Regions from separate parts of the Homo sapiens genome. Here region 2 is linked to region 1. A link is a loop called in an ENCODE intact Hi-C map of the cell type or tissue named here. Cell type or tissue: chondrocyte. All regions are shown on one strand. Links, peaks and the distances in the headings refer to the core of each region. The heading gives the core; the rest is flanking DNA. Region 1 holds the start of WNT9A (Wnt family member 9A). Region 2 holds the start of C1orf35 (chromosome 1 open reading frame 35).

Region 1 (11,435 bases), core at 1-8,000:
CACCAGCGCCTGCAGGGGCCATCAGGCTGACACTCCAGACCCTCCCACTTACGGCCCCACTGTCAGGGAAGCCAAGCACCTGGGTCCCTCTACTGGCCACGGGGTCCCAGTCCAGGAGTCCTGGAGAAATGCCCCGACTTTCCACTGGCCCTGTCCTCTCCTCTCCATGCTAAGAAGTCCCCAGGGAGTCCCCTGGCCCCCAGGGCCCCTCCTCTCAGCCCTCTGCTGAGGTCTGCCCCACTGAGCCACTTCCACGATCTCTCGAAACAAGGCAGCTCCCTGGCCCCTTTCCTCCCTGCCCTTCTGGCCCTCCAGAGCACTCTGTGTGGCCTTTCTTCCTGATGCCAGGCCCCACATGCTTCCTGGGGTGTCCTAAGTTGTTGGAGGGGGTGGGTCTCCAGGACAGTGCCTGCCCAAACCTAAGCCTGAGCTCTCAGCTGCTCCCAAACCCCCCGGCCCACAGTGCTCAGAGCACCCGACCCAGGCCCCAGCCATGGGGTCACCCCAGATGCCGCCTTCTTGCCAGCTCCTTCCCAGGCTTCTCTTGCCCAGCACACAGCCCCATGATTCCACACCTCAGGCCCACCCCTCCTTCTCCGGCCCTGCCAGGGACCCACAGGTGCCCCTCATCCAGGCAGCCAGCTGTGCCCCAGGCCTGATGCACAGAGAGGCAGAGCCATGGGACCAGGCAGGGTATGTCCTGCCCACAGCCAGCAGCCTCCCTCTTGGACCCTGCGGGGTCTGATGTTGGCACTAATGTGAGAAACACATCCCCTCCCCACGCCCATGACAGCAGCCTCTCCGCAGCCTCCTCTTGAGAGTCCCCTGAGCACCCAGAACTGCCCCACACCAGGCTCTAGGCAACGGGGGATGTCCTGGCTGCCCCCACCCACCCAGTGGGGCTGCCAGGGTGTCGCTGGCTCCTTGTGCAGGGGTAAGAGCGCCCACAGGCTCACAGGTCTAGAGACAAGGTTCTTCTCAGTCCAAGGAGAAATCCAAATATATAAAGAGCTCTCATAAACTCAACAGGAGAAAGACAAGCAGCCCCACTAAAAACAGGCAAAGGAGCTGCATGGACATTCTCCAAAGAAGACCCATGGCCCATGAGGCCACGAAAAGATGCTCAGCGCCACTGGCCACCTGACAAATGCAGTCAGAGCCCCACAAGGTGCCATTCCACACCCACTAGGATGGCTGCGGTAGAAAATAAAACAGAAAACCAGTGTCAGCGAGGAAGTGGAGAAAGGAGCCTTTCTGCACTGCCGGCAGAAATGTAAGATGCTGCATCCAGAAGGGTTTGGCAGGGCCTCAAAAACCTAAATGCAGGCGGGGAGCAAGGGCTCACGCCTGTAACCCCAGCACTTTGCGAGGCTGACGTGGGAGATCCCTTGAGCCCAGGAGTTCAAAATCAGCCTGGACAGCATGGTAAAACCCCATCTCTACAAAAAATAAAATTTAAAAAAATTAGCCAGGATTAGTGGCTTGTGCCTGTGGTCCCAGCTACTTGGGATGCTGAGGTGGGAGGACGGTTGAGCCTCTGAGGTGGAGGCAGCAATGAGCCTTCATCACATCGCTGCACTCTAGCCCGGGTGACAGAGCAAGACTCTGTCTCAATAAAACAAAACAAAAACATCACATGCATGTGACCCAGTACCTCCACTTCTATGTACCCCAAGAACTGAAAACACACACACACACACAAAACCTCACATACCAATGCTCACAGCAACATTATCCATCATAGCCAAACAGTGGAAGTGATCCAGATGTCCGTCAACTGATGAACGGTCAAAAAATCTCTCGGAGAGTCTTCCAGTCGAGTCTAACTCAGTCATAAGAAAGAAGGCAATACTAACGCGTGCTACAACGGTGATGCTGAGTGAGAGAAGCCAGGCGCGGAGGCCACACGGCATAGGATTCCATTTCTAGGAAACGTCCAGGACAGGCAGACCCGTGGAGAAAGAACGCAGACAAGTGGTTGCCAGGGACTGGGGGAGGGGAACGGGCAGCGACTGCCTAATGCGTATGAGGTTTCTGGGGTGAGGAAAATGTTCTGGAATTAAACAGTGGTGAGAGCTGCATGGCCTGGCAAATGAGGTACTCAAAATCACGGGGCTGTATACATTAAAAGAGTGGATTTTACAGGACGTGAGTTACGGCCAATAACAAAAAGCCTCAGCCAGCCCTGAGGCCCACCAGGCCCCCAATTCACAGTGGTCACTCCCTCCAGCCTGGCTTCTGGACCAGTTCCAAGCACCTTTCCAGCCCCGATGGCTGGCTCTGGGGCCACAGCCGGGGGCACCTCAACAATCCCTCAGTGCCAGCCTTGGTTATGCCTCTTCCAGGCAGGCCTCCAGGCTACTGAGGCCCAGAGAAGGGGGCAAATTGGCAGGGCCTGGCCTCCCACCATCGTGCCCCCGCAAAGTAACCTGCAAATGTTTCCTGAGTGATGTAAACTGCAAGGGCCACCACCACAAAACAGCCTCAGGGTCTTTAAAAAAGAACTCCAGTGGGAAGCCTCAGACCTCATCCCGAGCCAGCCCAGGACCCCTAAGGAAAGGGCTGCAAGGTGCCAGGGAGCCAGGCAGCCTAGCAGCCAGGGGTGGGGGTCCAAGCCCCGCTGGGCAGGAACAGCCCCCAGACCCAGGCCCAGCCCTGACTCCACATCCAGAGGGTCTGGGCCCAGGAGAGAAGCAGCCCCGGCGTCTAATCCGGATCTACCATCTCAGCTGAAACCACAACCCAGCAAGGGCGAAGCGAGAGGGGCCTCCCAATGGAGGACAAACCATGTCCTCAGACCACCACCAGGCCCACCCTCTTGCTATAACCTTGGGGAGAGGGTCTGAGTCTGTACCCCAAGCCCTCCCTATGACCTCGGGCTGGCCTCCCTGCTTACCCCTCTGTCTAGAAGGGCTTGGGGCCAGGCCAGCGAGGAGGCACATGGACATAGCCATGGGAGAACCAGATGGAGATGCCACCTGCTAGCCAGGCCAAGGTGCAGGGCCAGGCCAAGGGGAGCCTCTTCCCCACAGGGGGTCCAGCCTGGTGGCCAGAGGCCTCTAGGAGGGCAGCGGGCGCCAGCCAGGGTTGGGTTGCAGCTCAGGGAGCAGGCAGGGAGGGCTCCCGTGGGTCCACGTGACCCTCCCCCAGGCCAGCCTCTCCTCTCCGGGTTCCTGGGCTGTAACTGGAGCCGTGTTCCTGCCTGGGAGACTCCGTGCCAGGCAGAGCTTTTGAGAGGGGGAAGGGAGAAAACGGCCCTAGATCCCAGCCCCTTCTCCCTGCTTCCTGGACTGGAGCTGGGAAGGGCCACCCCAGCCCCCCTCCAGCTCCAGCCCCGCCTGGCCTTTAATGCCCTGGGCCACCCCCTGCCTTTGCTGGGCCAGGAGCCACAGCAGGAGAGGCCTCCGCACAACCCAGCCTGGAGCCCTTTGTGCCCTGCTTCCCCTCCCCAGCCCAACCTTGGGAACTGACTTACAGGGGGCCCAAGGCCTCCAGCAGCCCAGATGGAACCTGGCCTGCCCTGACCCAGGATGCCCCCCCAGCCCCTGGTTCAGGAAGGTGCTCATTCTCCATCAGTCAAACAGAGTCCTAGCTGCCCTCTGCAATGCCAGCTGTCCCCAAAGGCAGCACACTTGCCCTCTGGACTTCCCACAGGGCAGCTACATGGAGAGCTGCCCTCAGACAGGACTCAGGAATTCTCCCTTGATGGGTCCTTTGGAGCCAAGAAGCAGGGCCAAGGGGGCCTGGCCAGAGAAGCCACAACAGCACTTAAGTCCTTGCTATGCGCCTGGCACCAGCCTGGACTTACTGTCTGCAAGAGAGCTGAAACACACGCACACAAAGCAGCAGAGCCCCTTGACCTTCTCTAGGGCACAAAGCCCAGAGATAGGTCAGAGAAGGAGAGGCCAAGACCCAGCGCCACCCCGTCTCCAGGAATCGGATCACAGCAGGGACAAAGCCGCTGCAGCCTGGACAAGCCCAGGGTGTGTCCCCAGCCCAAGAAGCAGAGCCTCCGCTGGGCCGGAGAGCAGGGAAGCACAGCTGGCTGACAAGGCCACGGTGAGTCACCGCGGACCTGTGGCCCTCCCTCCTGCCCTCCCGGGTGAGGCTACGGGTTGCACAGATGGCGTGCAGTGGCGTGCCAGCCCAGGCCCAGGGCCGTACCCACAGTTGGAGCCAGGAGAGGGCTGCGGGTGGGGGCCCCAGGGAACTGAGACACCGGGCTGACCCTGGAAGACGACCCAGAAGAAAGGAACAGAGAGAAGAAAGGGAGAGAAAGAAAAACACAAAGGGAAAGTTTCCCATGAAAATATTTTATTTTCTTTGAGAACAGGATACACCTGCAGGGCTCCTCGGCCCAGGCGGCCTCTCCCTGCCCGGGCGGGTGCCAGATTCCTGGACCAACGGGGCCCTCTGCCGGCCAGCCCGCCGCGCGCTGGCGCTCAGGCCAGAGGGCCGGGAACAGGTGACCGGCGGAGGGCGGCGGCCCGGCTGAGGGAGCGGCCCAGGGCGTCCAGGTCGGGGGCTGGGATCCGAAGGCCAGCCAGGGCTCCCAGCGGCGGCGCTCGGGGTAGGAGGCTGGAGGGTGGCGGGGAGGCCCGGGGCGCTGCCTCGCACGGCGCCACCCTGCACCTCAGCGCGCCCAAAGCGCAGCGAGGGTCCCTGTAAAGGTCGCAGGACTGGGCATCCCAGACCTCAGAGAGGGGGAGGGAAGAAGGAAGGGAAAGAAAGGAAGAGAGAGACGCGCCGACAGCCCGGCAAAGCGCTGCTGCAGAGACACGTGAGCACGGGCAATGACACCGCGGGACGCCCCGGCCGGGCCCTGCGCTCCCGGCCAGGTTCCATGGACGCGCTCCCGCGGGCCGGGGCCCGGGCCACAGAGTCAGAAGCAAAGCGCAAGAAAAATAAATTCCTCCAGCTTGGAGGATTTCTCTCTTTCTCTCTCTCTCTCCGTTTGGGGCTCAGCGCGAGGAACATCTGGATTTTGTACGTATTTTTGTTATTGTTAAATTAACTTCTCGAGAAGAGAAAGGGGGGGAAGCTGCTAGGTGGGCGATGGCCAGGGGCTGAGGACTCAGGCTCCAGCCTTTTGGCAAGGACACGGCGGCCCAAGGAAGTCGGGACCTGATCCCAGTCCCTAAGCGCGAGGCAGTCCTGCTCACGGCGGCGACTACGACGACGACGACTCTGCGGTCACGGAGGACCGCGGCCCGGCGCAAGCCGGACGGGTCCACCCGCCTCTCTAGCCGTGCCGCGCAGCGGACGGAGCGACGCGCGCGCCGCAAACAAACAGCGCCAGGCAACCCGGCGGCCCCGCCGCGCCCCGGCCCCAGCCACCCCGGGTGCCTCGGGGACTCCGGACGACCCCGCCCCGGCCCCGCCGCCCCCGCCCACCAGTGCGCGCCGGCCGCCGAAGGCACCTACCCGAAGTAGGCGGCCGAAGGGCGCAGCGCGGCGAGCAGCAGCGTCAGCCCGAAGGCCGCGGCCAGCCAGCGCGCCAGCGGGGACCCATCCAGCATCTTGCCGCGCCTCGGCGGCCGACCATCGCGCTCCCAGCTCCGCGCAGGGCGCGCCGCGGCCGCCGCCCTCTTATAGCGCCCGGAGCGCGGCCAGCTGGGCCCGGCCCCGCCCCGCGCCCGGGAGGGGATCACGCCGGCGCCGGGGGCGGGCCGAAACCCGAGCCGCGCGCGCCAGCCCGCCAGCCCCTCCCGGCCACTCGGGGCCCCGGCCGCCGCTCCCGGCGCGGGTCTCGGGCGCGCCCTGCCCGGCGGGGATGGAGGAAGGGGAGGCGGAGAGCGGTGGGAACCGAGGGCGGGGCGTGCGAGAACCCGGGGCGACCACGGCGGGACGGCATTGGGGGGCCGGAGGCGGGCATCGGGAAGCGGGTAGAGCGTTGGGGGCGCTGCAGTGGGAGCTTGGGGCGGCCCCCGGGGCGGGATTGAGGGGGAGGGGAGGGGAGGCGTTGGCCGCCGGGCTAGCCGCCGGCGGGGCTCCAGGCCGGGACGGTCGGGGATGGTTCCACAGAGGACCCAGCCGTCTGCCCCGAGCTGGGCGCTGCGCGGCTGCTCCGGGGGAAGCTTGGTGAGGAGGAGTCGGGCCAGCCGGTGATGCCTGCGCCTCTTGCGCATGCTGACCCCCTCAAGGAGCGGGGCCAGAGAATCGCTCCTTTCTGGCAGGGACTGTGGCCGCTTTCGGCCTGGGAATGAAGCGACGTAGCCTGCTGGGGCTGTGAGGTGAGTAGCTCTACCTTTTGGGGTCCTGATGGTCTCCCCATTCTTAAATTGTGGGAGTGGAGCTAGCGGCTAAGTCAATGAAACACCAGCCATCGGGCAACGCCCTTCTCAGAGCCTGTGTCCTGGCCGGGACGGGGAGAAAGAGGACTCCTGGGATGGAAGGTGCACACCCAGGCAGCTGGAAGCGCTCAGTCACAGCCCGGGGACTCGTCCCCTCTGCGATACGGATTCGGAGCTGCTTCTGAAGCAGAATGGTGTCAGAGGACCCAGAGCTGGCATTAGGATACAGGTGCACACATTCCAGACAGACCTGGGGGTGGCATCCAGGAGAAGGCTTATAAGTTCCCTGGATGGGGCCTCTGTGCCATGCAACAAGGGACACAAGAACAGGGCTTGGGGTCCAGGCTGGCGGTGGCATGCCTGCCACCTGCAGACCCTGGTCAGTGCAGGATGGTGCCTCCAACACGGGCTAGGCTGCCAAGGCTGAGGACACAGGGCCAGCGAGCCTGCCCAGCCACGTGCTGCAGGGGCCTCAGAGACCTGGGCTGCGGTGCCAGGTCTCTAGGCAGTGCCCTCTGTGCCTGCAGGGACTGATTCTGGCACAGTGACCGCAGAACCTGGGGGGCGGAGCACATGCCCCCGGAAGGCTGTGAAATCCCGCCAGTGGCAGTGACAGAGGCGAATATGAGGGTCCTCAGAGGAAAAACAAAGAAGATAGGAGCAGCAGAAAATGGCCCCCACGAGGATCTGAGCCAACCTCGCCACCCCTAGGGCTCCCGGCCCTGCTTCCCTGGGAAAGCCTGGCCATGTGGGTCACCCCTGTGAGCATACCCTTTCTGAGTGTCTGATGGCCAGTTTGCCAGGTGAGCTTCAGGTGCATGTGGGGCAAAGCAAGGGTGGGGAAGGGAGGAGACCGGGCCTGAGCAGTCACTCCCTCTCGGGGCCTCGGTTTCCCCATCTGAGACCCATCCAACTCCAGCGAGTGGTGGCTTTTCTCCAAGGCATGATGTCCTGTGTGGGAGCCCTGGCCCCTGGTTCTGCTTTTCCACTAGGTGTGACTGGTCTCACATCCTTCCCCATCCATAGGACCCCCCTCCTGTGGGGAGAGGGCACTTGTTTGTCCTCTTTTGCTCAGGGGGCTGGGCCACCTCCCTTGAAATGGGGCTGACTCAGCAGAGGGAGTGCAGACGGCAGCCCAGCCCACCCAGGCTGCAGCGACCCCAGTGGGAGGCCCACCCGCCCCACGGCCATGGGCTCCAGTGAGCCCCCAAAGTCTGGCTCCAGCACCAGGAAGTGAGAGGCAGCAGAGGGAAGCAGACAGGACGGGAGACCCTCCCCACCCCCCACACACCCCCCTGCAATGATGGCATGCTTAAAGGCATGGAGGCTGCCTCCAAGAAGACGTGTGAGATTGTAAATGTGCATCACAAGCGCCTCCGGCATCACAGAGCTCCCTTCCACTGGGGGTGAAGCACTCTCCCAGCAGCAGCTTAGTGGTCCCCAAGGAAGGAGGCAGCTGCCTGGCCGGCTGAGGGGCAGGGGGCTCTAGTCCCAGTCCTGGACTCTCAGGACCACATTTGGTGCAAGAGGGTGCTGAGAAGGATGATCCGACATCCATGAACTCGGGAAGGACCCTGCTGTTTCGCCAGAGAAGGGAGGCCATCAGCTCATGGCAGCTTTTGGTGGTGGTGGGAGTGGCAGGCCAGCCCTGAGTGGCCCCACCAGACCCCCACTTGAAGCCCTGGCCCAGCTCCAGCCAGGAGCCTATCAGAATGCCCAGGAGCCCAGGGCATGTGGTTGGTAGGACCCAGTGCCCCAGGCAGGGTAATATCAGAGATACACCTGAGGTCTGGCAGGGCTGGCCCAGCTCTTACCTCCCTGCACCTAGGATGATGGCGGCAGATAGAGGCAGTCCCCTCAGCCTACCTGGACCCAGGGAGAATCACACCCCCTCCCACGAATGTCCCAGGCTCTAACTCCCTTTCACGTCTGGCTGCCCTCGCCCACCGTGGCCTACCTGCTGCCTCAGCCACAGCCGCTAGTGTCCCTTCCCAGAGGGCAGCATTCACCTGCCCCCACCTCCTGCTTCTCTCAAGCCATATCCAGACAACCTTGGGCACAGTGTGAGGTGGAGACGTTTCCCAGGAAGTGTGGGCTTTTTTATTCTCATCTGCCATAATGCAGTCTGGCCCCTATGTTTCTGTTGGAGAAGCTGGGGCTGGCGGTTCTCTGGCTGGAAAGTGCATTGTACCCCACAACTCCCCACGGCCTCCCAGGCCTAAGAAGCTCTCCAGGTAAGGGATGGCTTGTCCAGGTAGGCAGGACAAGCCATCACTGGGCCCACAGTCAGGTGAACAGAAATCCACCTCCAGTCAAAAACAGGCCAGGTGTGGTGGCTTACCCCTCTACTCCCAGCACTTTGGGAGGCCAAGGCTGGAGGTTCATTTGAGGCCCAGGGTTTGAGACCAGCTATAGACACATTGCAAGACCCTGTGTCTATTAAAAAAAACAAACAAACAAATAAGCGGGCCAGGCGTGGTGGCTCATGCCCGTAATCCCAGCACTTTGGGAGGCTGAGGTTGGGGGATCACCTGAGGTCAGGAGTTCAAGTCTGGGCTGACCAACATGGTGAAACCCTGTCTCTACTAAAAATACAAAAGACATTAGACAGGCTTGGTGGTGGGTGCCTGTAATCCTAGCTACTCACGAGGCTGAGACAGGGGAATCACTTGAACCCAGGGGGCGGAGGTTGCAGTGAGCCGAGATCGTGCCATTGCACTCCAGCCTGGGCAACAAGAGCAAAACTCCATCTAAAAAAAAACAAAGAAGAGAAAATAAGAAAAACAGATTAGCAAATTAGCTGGGCCAGGCACAGTGGCTCACACCTGTAATCCCAGCAATTTGGGAGGCCAAAGCAGGCGAATCACTTGAGGCCAGGAGTTCAAGACCAGCCTGGCCAACATGGCGAAACCCCGTCTCTACTAAAAATATAAATAAATAAATAAATAAATAAGTTAGCTGGCCATCATGGTGTGTGCCTGTAGTCTCAGCTACTCAGGAGGCTGGGGAAGGAGGATTGCTTGAACCCAGGAGTTCAAGGCTGCACTGAGCTATGATCGCACCACTGCACTTCAGCCTGGGCAACAGAGTGAGACTCTGTCTGGGAAAAAAAAAAAAAAAAGTCCAAGCTCCTCAGTCAAGTCCCAAATTTGAGCCAGTTTGCAGACCCAGAACCCGCTGGATGGAGGGGACTGGGCCCCCTTGAGGGGGACCCGCTGCACTACCAAAAACTTACTGTTCTTACCTTTCTCCCAGCCTTCCCCAAAGGCACTTCTGGCCTTTTACCAGGGTGACCATGCAGTGGGGAGAAGAGATAATCAGACCTTTCAGGGATAGCTGGACACAGCCCTGCACCGACATTGATTCCAGGAGAACCAGCAGGTCGCAGTGGCCCCAGGCACAGTAGGGGCTTGTGGAGGTCCTGGAACCCATGGAATTGTAGCTCAGTCAACTCCCAGTTGGTCCCACAGCTCCTGGAGCCCCTCCTGTGGTGGTTTCCCCAGCTCCAGATGTGTAATTATAATGGATGCGCTGGGCCCCTGGCAGAAGCCCCAAGGGATTGCAAGAAGTGTTTAAGGCCAGGCTGGGTTTTCCCTGCCCTACCCGCAACTAGGGTTCAACATGCTTTCCAAGGGGTGGGGAAGGCACAACCCTGACAGGTTGTGTCAGCGCCAGGGAGGAGGCGTGGGCTCAGGAAGGAGCCTTACCACATAGAGAGAAAACCCAAAAGTAAGCTGCCTGTGAATGCTCATCACGTCCAGGCGCTCTTGCAAACATCCGTCTTCGTGCAGACCCCTGCCCTGTGAAGTGCTGAATCCCCCACAGCCGCAGACCCTGACTATGCCCACACAAGACAGCATGTACAGGGGCTGCCTGAGCTGCCGTGGTGTCTGGGCGCTGCTGGGACACCCTGCTGGGCAAAGGCAGCCACCCCCCGAGGCCAGGCTCATCCCGACTCCCCTTCCAGGCCCAGTCTGGATTCCTCAGGGAAGTGGTGTGGGTTGTGAGGAGCTTGGAGGGCTCTGGGCTCACACACCCCCAACGGTGGGCCCTTCTCGAAAGCCAGGGTGCCCCCACCAAACAGAAGCAGCTCTAACATCCTTCGATCCACTCAAGTCACCATGTGGCTGGGCAGAAATAAGTGCTTGTTACCCTAGGCCTTGCCAGAAAGCTCACGAGGCGGGACCCTTGGGAAACTGAGCGACGCCTCCGCCCCAGGGCCACTCCTGCCCCACTGTCCCTGGCTGCGCACAGCAACTGGGCTGGGTGAGGATCCTGCTAGTTCCTATCTCCACCTCTCCAGTCCAGTGATCCAACCTCCTCAGTCTCATGCTCCCTGGGCCAGAGTCAGAGAGAGAGACAGAGATGGGAAGAGAGACAGAGATGAAGATAGGGAAAGAAAGAGAATGAGAGACAGAGACGGAGAGACAATGAATGAAAGACACGGAATTAATGAAAGATGAAGAGAGAGAATGAGAGGGAGACAAAAGAGACAGATGGAGAGAGATACGAAGACAGAGAATGAGAGACAAAAAGAGATGGAGAGGGAAAGATAATAAATGAATGAGATAGAAAATGAGAAACAGAATAAGAGCATGTGAGAAAGAGACAGAGAGACAGCATGAACCAGTGAGAGAAAGGGATCCTTTCCCTTGGGGCAGGGAGGACAGAGAACAGGAATGCCCACAGCCACAAGCCCCTGATTAAACCCTTGCAGGAGGGGTGTGCAGCAGGGCTGCCTGAGCTGCCACAGTGTAGGCGCTGCCAGGACGTCCTACTGGGCAAAGGCGCCCCCCGCCACCATGCCCACCAAGGCCTCGGAGAGCAGGGGGAGGCCTCTTCCCCAGCAGATGTGCCCCTCTCTGGACCTGGCCCAGCTAACAGAGTACATGAGGATGGGGTTCCAGGGAGCTGCACACCACTGCTCTGAGCTCAAGAGGCCGTGGGGAGGCCCAGGACGGGGCGGCTGTTGGCACCACCCAGGGAGGGGGGGCCAATCTCTTGGGTGGTCTTGGAGGAGTGGGGCGAGAGGCTGCTTATCAGGAAATGTTGCCTCCTTGGGAAGGTTTATGACGCCAGGCAGGGGGTGTCCCTAGGGGAGAGGGCAAAAACCACTCATGAGTCATCTGAAATGGAGCTGGA
Region 2 (8,705 bases), core at 1-8,000, 160 kb after region 1:
TAGTTAAGAATCCAAGTCGAGAACACTTGAACACACAGAAGGGAGACCCCGCCTAGCATAGATTTGCAGTTACGGCCTGGATGCCAGTCGCCAGCCCAGCTGTTCCCCTCGGGAACATGAGGTGGTGGTGGCGCAGCAGACTGCGATCAATTCTGCATGGTCACAGTAGAGATCCCCGCAACTCGCTTGTCCTTGGGTCACCCTGCATTCCATAGCCATGTGCTTGTCCCTGTGCTCCCACGGTTCCCAGGGGCCAGGCTGGGAGCCCACAGCCACCCCACTATGCCGCAGGCCGCCCTACCCACCTTCAGGCAGCCTATGGGACGCAGGGCCCCATCTGTCCCTCGGTCGCCGTGTGGCCAGAGTGGGTCCGTCGTCCCCAACACTCGTGCTCGCTCAGACACTTTGGCAGGATGTCTGGGGCCTCACCAGCAGGAGCGCGTGCAAGCCGGGCAGGCGGTCCACCTAGACCCACAGCCCCTCGGGAGCACCCCACCTCTGTGTGTGATGTAGCTTTCTCTCCCTCAGCCTGCAAGGGTCCGATTTGCCATCGAAAAAGACAACCTCTACTTTTTTCTTTTGTATTTTGATAAACACTGAAGCTGGAGCTGTTAAATTTATCTTGGGGAAACCTCAGAACTGGTCTATTTGGTGTCGTGGAACCTCTTACTGCTTTCAATACACGATTAGTAATCAACTGTTTTGTATACTTGTTTTCAGTTTTCATTTCGACAAACAAGCACTGTAATTATAGCTATTAGAATAAAATCTCTTAACTATTTCACCGGCTCTCCAGTGCTTCCACACAGGCATGCTGCCCCCAGGAGATGGTGGGTGCATCAGCCAGCTTTACTCTAGGAAGTACAGGTGACTGCCTAGGGCCGCCACCTCAGTCCACACCCTCCCCATGTTCCCTCCTGAGTGTGCAGGCACTTCTCTGTGTCTGTGTGAGAGGCTCTTCCAGCATGGTTGCCCACAGTGACCTTGATCTCGTTTGCAGTCCTGTCGGGCCCAGCCAATGAGACCTGGGCCATACAGGGCAGGGGTCAGCAGGCACCATGGAAGACCTCAGCCTCCGTCCTTCCCTCCATCGGCCTGCTGCTGAACCCCACTTTGTATAGCTGGCTATGGGGCAGGGCCACTGCTAGCATACATAGGGCTTTGTGCCAACCAGGGAATGGTCCCTGCCTGAGTGGGCACAGCCCCCACCTCTCCTCAAGATGCCATGCAGCAGGGGGCTGCCAGTCTGGGGGTACCTGTTTCTGGGATGGGGCCATCAGCAGGTCTAAGGTCTGCCTTCTGTTGGGCAGAGTCCCAAAAGAGAGGGCTGCCCTGGCTAGGTGGCCCAACCTTCATCCCCCTTGACAGCACCCAAGACAGCACAGTCTCTACTCCAGTAGCCACCCGAGGGTGAGGGCAGAGGTCAAAGCCACAAGCTACACCTTGGCCAGGGCCCTGAGGAAGGTCTGCATAACTTCCCTTGAAATCAGAAACAGGCCAGGTGAGGGAGCTCATGCCTCTGATCCCAACACTGCAACGCTGCATTGAACTGTGATGCAGCCCAGGTGCCATCTGTCTTTATGCCATGCAGCCTGGTGGCCGCACACATCCTGAACAGCCCTGATCCTTCTTAGGGTCAGGCAGAAGGGACACCCAGCCCACTGCCTCTGGAGAAGCGGAGCTGAGGGTTGGGGTAGCAGGCAGTTGGAGGAGCTCCCCAACCCCCACACCCAATTGAGGCTGTGCCTCCACAGACTGCAGTCTTTGACCTCACCTGTCGCAGGGATAGGGCTCCCTGCCCCAGGTTCCCACATTGCCAGCTGAGCACCTGCTTCCAGGGCCTCAGCCCTCCCTGGGTTTTGGTGGGGGCTCTGGGCACACATGGGAGGACTACATTCCCCCAGGACATTAAGAATCAGATGGGCACCGGGGCTCACACCTGTAATCCCAGCACTTTGGGAGGCCAAGGCGGGCGAATCACCTGAGGTCAGGAGTTCAAGACCAGCCTGGCCAACACGGTGAGACCTCGTCTCTACTAAGAAATAACAAAAATTAGCCTGGCGTAGTGGCAGCGCCTGTAATCCCAGCAACTCAGGTTGAGACAGGAAAATCGCTTGAACCCGCGAGGCGGAGGTTGCAGTGAACTGAGATCACACCATTGCACTCCGGCCTGGGCAACAAAAGTGAAACTCAAAAAAAAAAAAAATCACCAGGTCTCAGACTCCTGGGAGACAGACCCCAGCTCCGACGTTCCAGTGGGATCTCATTAACCCCTGATACTGACCTTCCAATTTGATATACCTTCCTTTTAAAATATATTTATTGAAATACAAAGAGTCAATATAAAGAAAAATAGAGGTCACCATACTTGGCCACAGTTAGACCGCTCATAGGCCCATGGCTGCTGCAACCATGGGCAGGACACAGAGGGAGTCCAGCCTCTACTGATAAATCTGGGCAGGTTCACCTTCGCAGGCCAAGCCAGGGGCCATCCCTGGTATGCGAAACCTGGAGGTTTTCCAGGAAGCCGGCTGCTCCAGAGCTAGCTGTCAAGTCTTTAGCCCCACAGGCTGGTGCCCAGAGCCACTTCCACAGGAGCAGCCTCGGGCTTCACCCACACCCAAGGAGCTTCCGAGGCAGGAGGCAAGCAAGGTGAAGGGAGGGTTCAGGGTCCCACAACAGCAGTGAGCAGGGTCCAGCCATCAGGCCTCAGAGCCTCTGTCATGCCACCTGCGAGACGGGCTCCTCCTGTCCCCACTGTGTCCCCGCTTCCTCCTCTTACAGCAGGGGGAGTTGGAGTCGGAGTCATGGTGGTGGTGCCTGGGCCTGGGGAGACCAATGGCAGTCAGTCACTCGGAAGGAGTCAACCAGGCCCCCACCCCCAAGAGGCAGATATGGACCAGGGCATACCTCTCAGGAGATGTGGGAGAGGAGGTGGCCTCAGCTGGCCGCCTGTGCTCTTTGTCTTTCTTCTTCTTCTCTTTCTTGTGTTTCCTCTTTTTCTTTTTCTTCTTCTCCTTCTTGCTTTTCCTGTGGCTCTCACAACTACAAGGAGGATACAAGGTGTGCCTCAGACCCTAGTCTTGCAAGCCAAGAGAGTGAACACAAGCAGGCCCCATCCAGATGAAGCCACCACCCACAAGTGCGTCTTTAAATCAGTTAAATCAAACTACAAATTCCACTCCTCAGTTACGTAGTCACGTGGCCAGTGGCTACGTGGGTTAGAAACAGATGCAATATCCCCATCTCCACAGCACGCCCCTGCCCCACCCCAGCCGTGCCCTTGGCAGGTTGACACCTTCCTACCTGCACCCACCAGGCCACTCTTAGGGTCAGGCCCAGGCTCACCATCCAGGAGAAGCCCTGGAGGTGCCACCCACGGCAGGAAAAGGCCCCGCCCCAGGTCCTGAGTGCCCTCCCACGGCACAGCGCCCGACCACTGCCAGTACTTAGGACCTCTCTTCAAGGGTGACCCGAGAAACTCCCCTAGAGAAAAACCTAGGAGTAACTGGGACAGGAAGTAAAGTAGGGCAGGCCACCCGCCGGGCCGGTGCGCCAAGAGAAGCTGCCACCTGCCCGAGTGGGAGCCGCTCCGGTCCTCCCGAGACCCCCCACCCCGGGGCACAGCTAGCCCAGGTGGCACAGCCTCACCTGCTTTCCGTCTGATCCTCCGCCCGCGGCTTCCTCCTGGCCGAGGCTGCCGAGGTCCCGGGCCCGCCGCTCTCTACGCGGTGATGCTGCGGGAGAAGCGAGCTCTGCGGAGGAGTCTGCGGGCCGGCCCCACACCACGCCCCGCAGCGCCCCGGGGAGCTCCGTTCAGTGCCCCCGCCCCGCCCCACCCCTGTTAGCCCCTGCTGCGGTCAGGCGGGGCGGGGGATTACCGTGAACACAGACAGCCCCAGTTTGGCGGCCTCCTTGTCCTCTCGGGACATCGCCACGCGGCCCACGGAGCCACTGCAGGGACATGGCGATGAAGACAGTACGGCAGGGGTCCGCCTCACCCGAGCAATCGAGCCCAGTGCTGCCCTCCCCTGGAAACCCGCCCGCACCTTGCGCTCCCCAGCCCCAGCAGCCGGTCCACGCCCTTCTCCTCGGGGTCGCCTCCTTCCCGCTTGCAGACCTCCGCGAAGTCCTGCAGGTGCGAGAGCACAGGGAGCGCTCGAGTCGGCCCCACACCCACGGCCCTCCACGCGCCCCCCACCCCGGGGAGTTACCTCCTTGCTCAGGCCCGTGGGCTGCTTCTTCACGTTCTTGTAGCCACTGCGAGAGGGCCGGGGCAGGCGTCAGGACGGACGGACCTCCTCCCACCACAGGTCCTCACCACTCCAGCCTTCGTCCTCAGGGTCCCGCCCGCGCGAGTCCCCGCAGCCCCGCTCCCGCCCAGCCCGACCCCCAGTCCCCGGCCCCGGCCCCACCCTGCCCCGGCAGCGCCGTCCCAGGCACCGACCGCTGCCGTCCGCGGACACTCACAGGGCGGCCAGCAGCGCCTCGCGCTCCGCCTCCCGCACGGCTGCCAGTTCCTCCTCGCGGCTCGGGCCCGCGCATGGCGCCCGGCCCTTGGCGTACCAGGTGAGGTCGCGGCCCTTCTGCCAGCGGCCTACCGGCGCCATCAGCGAGTTGCCTGCGGACGTAGACGCTGTGAGTCCAGCGCCCGCCCGGGATCCCGGAGCCCGGAGCCCGGAGCCCGCCCACCGCGCGCACCCACCCAGGTAGTTCTCCCGCTGCTTGTCAGTCTTCACGTCCTCCCAGTTGAACTGGTCCTGCCCGCCGCGCACGCCTCCACGACTGGAGCCGAACATGGCGCCGGGAAGGCAGTTGCCTGGGGCCTGCGGCTTGCAACCTGCAACCCGCAACCCGAGACCCGCTACCCACTACCGTCGGACCCAGGCCCGACCCCGCCTCCGCGTCGCGCGCCGTGACGTCACTCCCGCGCCCACTCGGCTTCGCCGCGCGCCTCTGCGCAGCGCACTGCCCCGGATCTGTGCTCCCGCGCATCACCTCCACGTCGGCTTTGGGCGCCTGCGCACTGCGCCTACCCTGCCGGGCGCGGGAACGCCTCTGAACTGGAAGTTTAAAAATGGTTAAAACGGGGCCGGGCGGAGTGGCTCTCGCCTGTAATCCCAGCAAGTTGGGAGGCCGAGGCGGGCGGATCGCTTGAGGTCGGGAGTTCGAGACTAGCCTGTCCAACATGGTGAAACCCGGTCTCTACTCAAATACAAAAATTAGCCGGGTGTGGTGGTGCACACCTGTAATTCCAGCTACTCAGGAGGCTGAAGCAGGAGAATCACTTGAGCCGGGAGGCAGAGGTTGCAGTGAGCCGAGATCGCGCCACTGCACTCCCGCCTGGGCGACAGAGCGAGACTGTCTCAAAAATAAGAAGTTAAAATGGGCCAGGCGCGCGCGCGCCCCTGTAGCCCCAACGCTTTGAGGCTGAGGCGGGAGGATCTCGAACCCAGGACTTCGCGCCACTGCACTCCAACCTGAACGAGTGAGCGGACCCTGTCTCATAAAAAAAGAAAAAAGAAAACACACAAGATGCGCCTAGTTAACACCGCCAATTGGTCACTGCTAGTCGCGATTCCATATCGGGAGCTTAACAAGGTAATGACCTTAATGATTTGTGGAATTTCTGAGTATTACCCAGTAAACTTCTGGATGAACCAGCAGCTACCCAGACACCCTCAGAGCACTGGTCCTATCCCTGCCGTGTTAAACTGAATGTGCACCCTAACTCCCATGTGAAATCCTCACCCCAAGGCGTTGGTGCTTCGGAGGTGACTAGGTCATGAGGACAGAGCCTTCATAAAAGGGACCCCAAGAGCTTTGTGCAGCTTTCTACTGTGTGAAGGCAGCGGGAAGGAAGTCTGCAGTCTGGAAGAAACCCCTTACCAGAACCTCAGCGTGCTGGGCACCCTGATTTTGGAGGTTGTGACGTACCCCTGCTTCCCCTTTCCACTTTCATTCCCAGTGCTGACTGAGAAACAGAGTCCCTTGGCCACTCTGTGACTTCGCCAACTGTATAATTTCCTCTGCAGACTTGAACCCGAGCCATAGCCATGAACGTTCCCAGGCACAGATGACAGTAACTAGGTTGTTGCTCAAAACACAGAAAGAAACTGGACTCAGCCTGAGCCAGATTCCTCAAACCCTCATATAAATTCCATTCACCAACCCCCTCCCCCACGGACATACCTAGAGAGAACTTCATTTCTCTCACTGCCTATTGCAAGAACTGCTGCAGCCCACTCTGTACAAAAGCCCCACGAATAAATGCTCTGGGCGAATCACCCTGGCATGCTCAATCTGTAGAATCCTAACCAGCCCCATCTCAGGATGGTGTGGGGCACTCCCTTGTGGGAACTCTACTGCCACCACTTTTGGGGCAATTCCAGCCACAGGTTGAACTGGATGAAATACAGGTCTACTGTCCTGTGGGAAATTTCTGTTTCTTAGTGACCCAGTCCATGGGTCAGGCTGTTAGAGCAGGCTGGCAGACAGCCACACGTCTGGCTCATCTATCTACTTAGCAAGTACTGGCTGCCATCTCCCTCATGAGGCACTGCATGAGCTTTCATCATGGAGCAGGTGCATGGCGAGGGCAGAGCAGCAGGCCACAGCCAGGCACACAGAAGGTGACTGGCCGACTCCCAGGAAGGCTCCCTGGGGTGTAGGGCATCATCTCCTGGGTGCCATTGCAGCTTGCCAGGCCAGGGTGGACTTGGGCCATGTGGGCAGGGCCCAGCTGTGGAGTCTGACCACTGACTGGATGTCAGGTGTGGTGGAGAGGGGATAGCAGGGCCAGGTGGACATTGGGCAGGAGTCCAGGACGGCTCTGAGGCTCTGGTCTGGGCAACTGTGAGGATGAAGCAGCCACCTGTCAACATGAGGACCAGGTTTGTGGGGAAGACCTGGTCAGTTTTGAGCCCATTAGCCTGACAAGCCGTAGGCCACAGGAGGAGGGGTCACCAGGGTGGAGGTTGCATGGCCTGTGCCTGCTGGGTGGAGGCCCAGCTGGGGGCACTGGTCACAGTGGTGTCCTCTGTGACAGCAGCGAAGCTGGACCCAGGAGGGTGGCGGTCAGGGAGTGGAGGGGCAGTGGAGATCCCAGGGGAACCCACTATAGTGGGAGGAGGCTGGGTAGTGGAGGGGGGGGGCCAAGTGAGTGCACAGAGTGGCCGGGCAGCTGGCTCTATATGCCACAGGGATTGAGCCACAACTTCAGAGACGGGGGCTCCAGGGAGGCTGCTCAGGAAGTAACCCTGCAAGGCAGAGTCCCAGGCAGCCACACAGCCCATCCACGTGAGGTCAGGCACTGCTCGGTCACAAGGACAGGGGCAGGGCCAGAGGACATCCCTTGCAGGCTCTTCTCAGCAGAGCTGAAGGCCAGCGGGATGAGCAGAGGGCCAGGAACAAGCTTAAGGGGCAAGGGATGGGCCTGCAAGGTGGGGACACTGCCCAGGCTCCTCAGTTATAAGCACTGTCATCACAGGGGCATGACAGAACACACTCCCACACCTCCCTGGCAATCCCAGAACACCACTGCAAGAAGTCTTTGTCGGGCACTCCAGGTGTCAGAGAGACAGCCTGCCAGGTGGGACCCAGTAACATCCCAGGACAGGGACAGGAAGCAGTCTGGGCCCTGAGCTGTCCAAAACCTGGGTTGTTGTGCGTGTGGAAGGTGCCTGCACATTAGCTGGAGCTGGTCCTGAGTTAAATCAGCCTCTGGACAGATGAAGCAGGGTCCGTGGATCTCCCTGGGCTGTGTGTAACTGCAGTGCTCTGCAGACCCCATTAAGAGTCAAGGACAACCAGGGCTGGCTGCTCCTCTGGGGACCCTCCCAGGGCAGGACCTTCCCTGGGGCAGCCTGGGAATGCAGGGCCAGGGCAGGGAGCTGCAGGCTGTGGTCCAGATGGTCCTAGGACTGCCCCACCAAGGTTGATGCCTGAGTCCCAGAACACCCAGCCCCTCCTAGGAACCAACCTGAGGGCCACTGTGCTGTCAGAAGGGCAGTCACCTTGGTGCCCCTGAGGCTGGGAGGGCAGAGCTTAGAGCTTGGTGGTGTTGGGTACTGCCCACATGGTTGTCCACGTGCACCACAGCCCCAGAGCAGTGTCCAAAACCCACAGGTTTGATCTACACCAACCCTCACCCTGCTAGTCCACTGAGCTCTCTCTGTGCTTGAGCTGATGCCTTTCAGGGGATGAGCTGCCAGTCTGGGGCACACACCAAGTGGGGAGACAGACACAGACTCCAGGTGGCAGCTTCAAGAACGAGTGATTTAAGAACAGCCCTCCCATCTTAGCAATGTCCCGGGGTGGCTGGAGCCACGGTCACTTCTTGGTCCTGGTCCAGAACTGTCGGTAGCGCTCCACATGCAAGTCATCACTGAGCTCCTGCTCGTACTCCTTCCTCGACTGGAGCTGAGCCTCACGCTTCCGCAGCCTGGCCCGGCGCTCCTCAGGAGACAGGGTGTCCAGATCTATGGGCATCTGCAGGGGACAGACCAAGTTTCGTCCATGTGGATCGAGGGACCTTGAGAGCTACTGGGGGGACAGCCCAAGGCCTTCCTCTCAACTTACGTCTTCCATCCTATGCTAGCTTAATTTTCAAACATTCTTATTGGTCTCTCCCTTCAAAGCTTTCAATCTTTAAAATAAATTGTTCTGTGTTTTCCCCAGATTTGATGTTTTTAAAAACACACAAG

What was found. A loop is a pair of places that touch in the nucleus more often than their neighbours do. Peaks named below come from ENCODE experiments on the same cell type or tissue, not always from the same donor. Only the 100,000 strongest peaks of a DNase experiment are listed, where the experiment ranks them.
Region 2: a loop joins it to region 1, with 2.8 times the contacts of the local background. A loop is called at or near these places in 2 of 110 quality-filtered maps.

Annotation. Positions count from the first base shown.
Region 1 is chr1:227,942,369-227,953,803 of GRCh38, forward strand. WNT9A (Wnt family member 9A) reads right to left here and starts at 5,564. Exons shown (of 4, transcript NM_003395.4): 1 at 5,425-5,564. The coding sequence starts at 5,519. It overlaps LOC124904533 (a long non-coding RNA gene), which reads left to right and starts at 3,490. Exons shown (of 2, transcript XR_007066912.1): 1 at 3,490-4,059; 2 at 4,334-4,935. RefSeq lists enhancers at 1-664, 5,469-5,518 and silencers at 4,386-4,495, 5,599-5,678. In chondrocyte, for the core only: CTCF peaks have their summits at 93 (motif pointing left), 4,418 (motif pointing left), 4,624 and 5,959; DNase peaks (open chromatin) are centred at 2,763, 3,003, 4,063, 4,503 and 5 weaker places.
Region 2 is chr1:228,098,429-228,107,133 of GRCh38, forward strand. It overlaps ARF1 (ARF GTPase 1), which reads left to right. Exons shown (of 5, transcript NM_001658.4): 5 at 1-784. It overlaps C1orf35 (chromosome 1 open reading frame 35), which reads right to left and starts at 4,897. Exons shown (of 8, transcript NM_024319.4): 1 at 4,706-4,897; 2 at 4,471-4,621; 3 at 4,215-4,260; 4 at 4,050-4,132; 5 at 3,882-3,954; 6 at 3,652-3,737; 7 at 2,911-3,045; 8 at 2,303-2,826. The coding sequence starts at 4,799. The coding sequence ends at 2,703. MRPL55 (mitochondrial ribosomal protein L55) reads right to left here. Exons shown (of 5, transcript NM_181463.3): 5 at 8,257-8,490. The coding sequence ends at 8,332. RefSeq lists enhancers at 1-7, 1,593-1,832, 2,943-3,663, 3,664-4,383, 4,384-5,104 and 1 more and silencers at 3,732-3,811, 4,062-4,231, 4,392-4,661. In chondrocyte, for the core only: CTCF peaks have their summits at 4,042 (motif pointing left) and 4,243; DNase peaks (open chromatin) are centred at 223, 4,968, 7,073, 7,933 and 3 weaker places.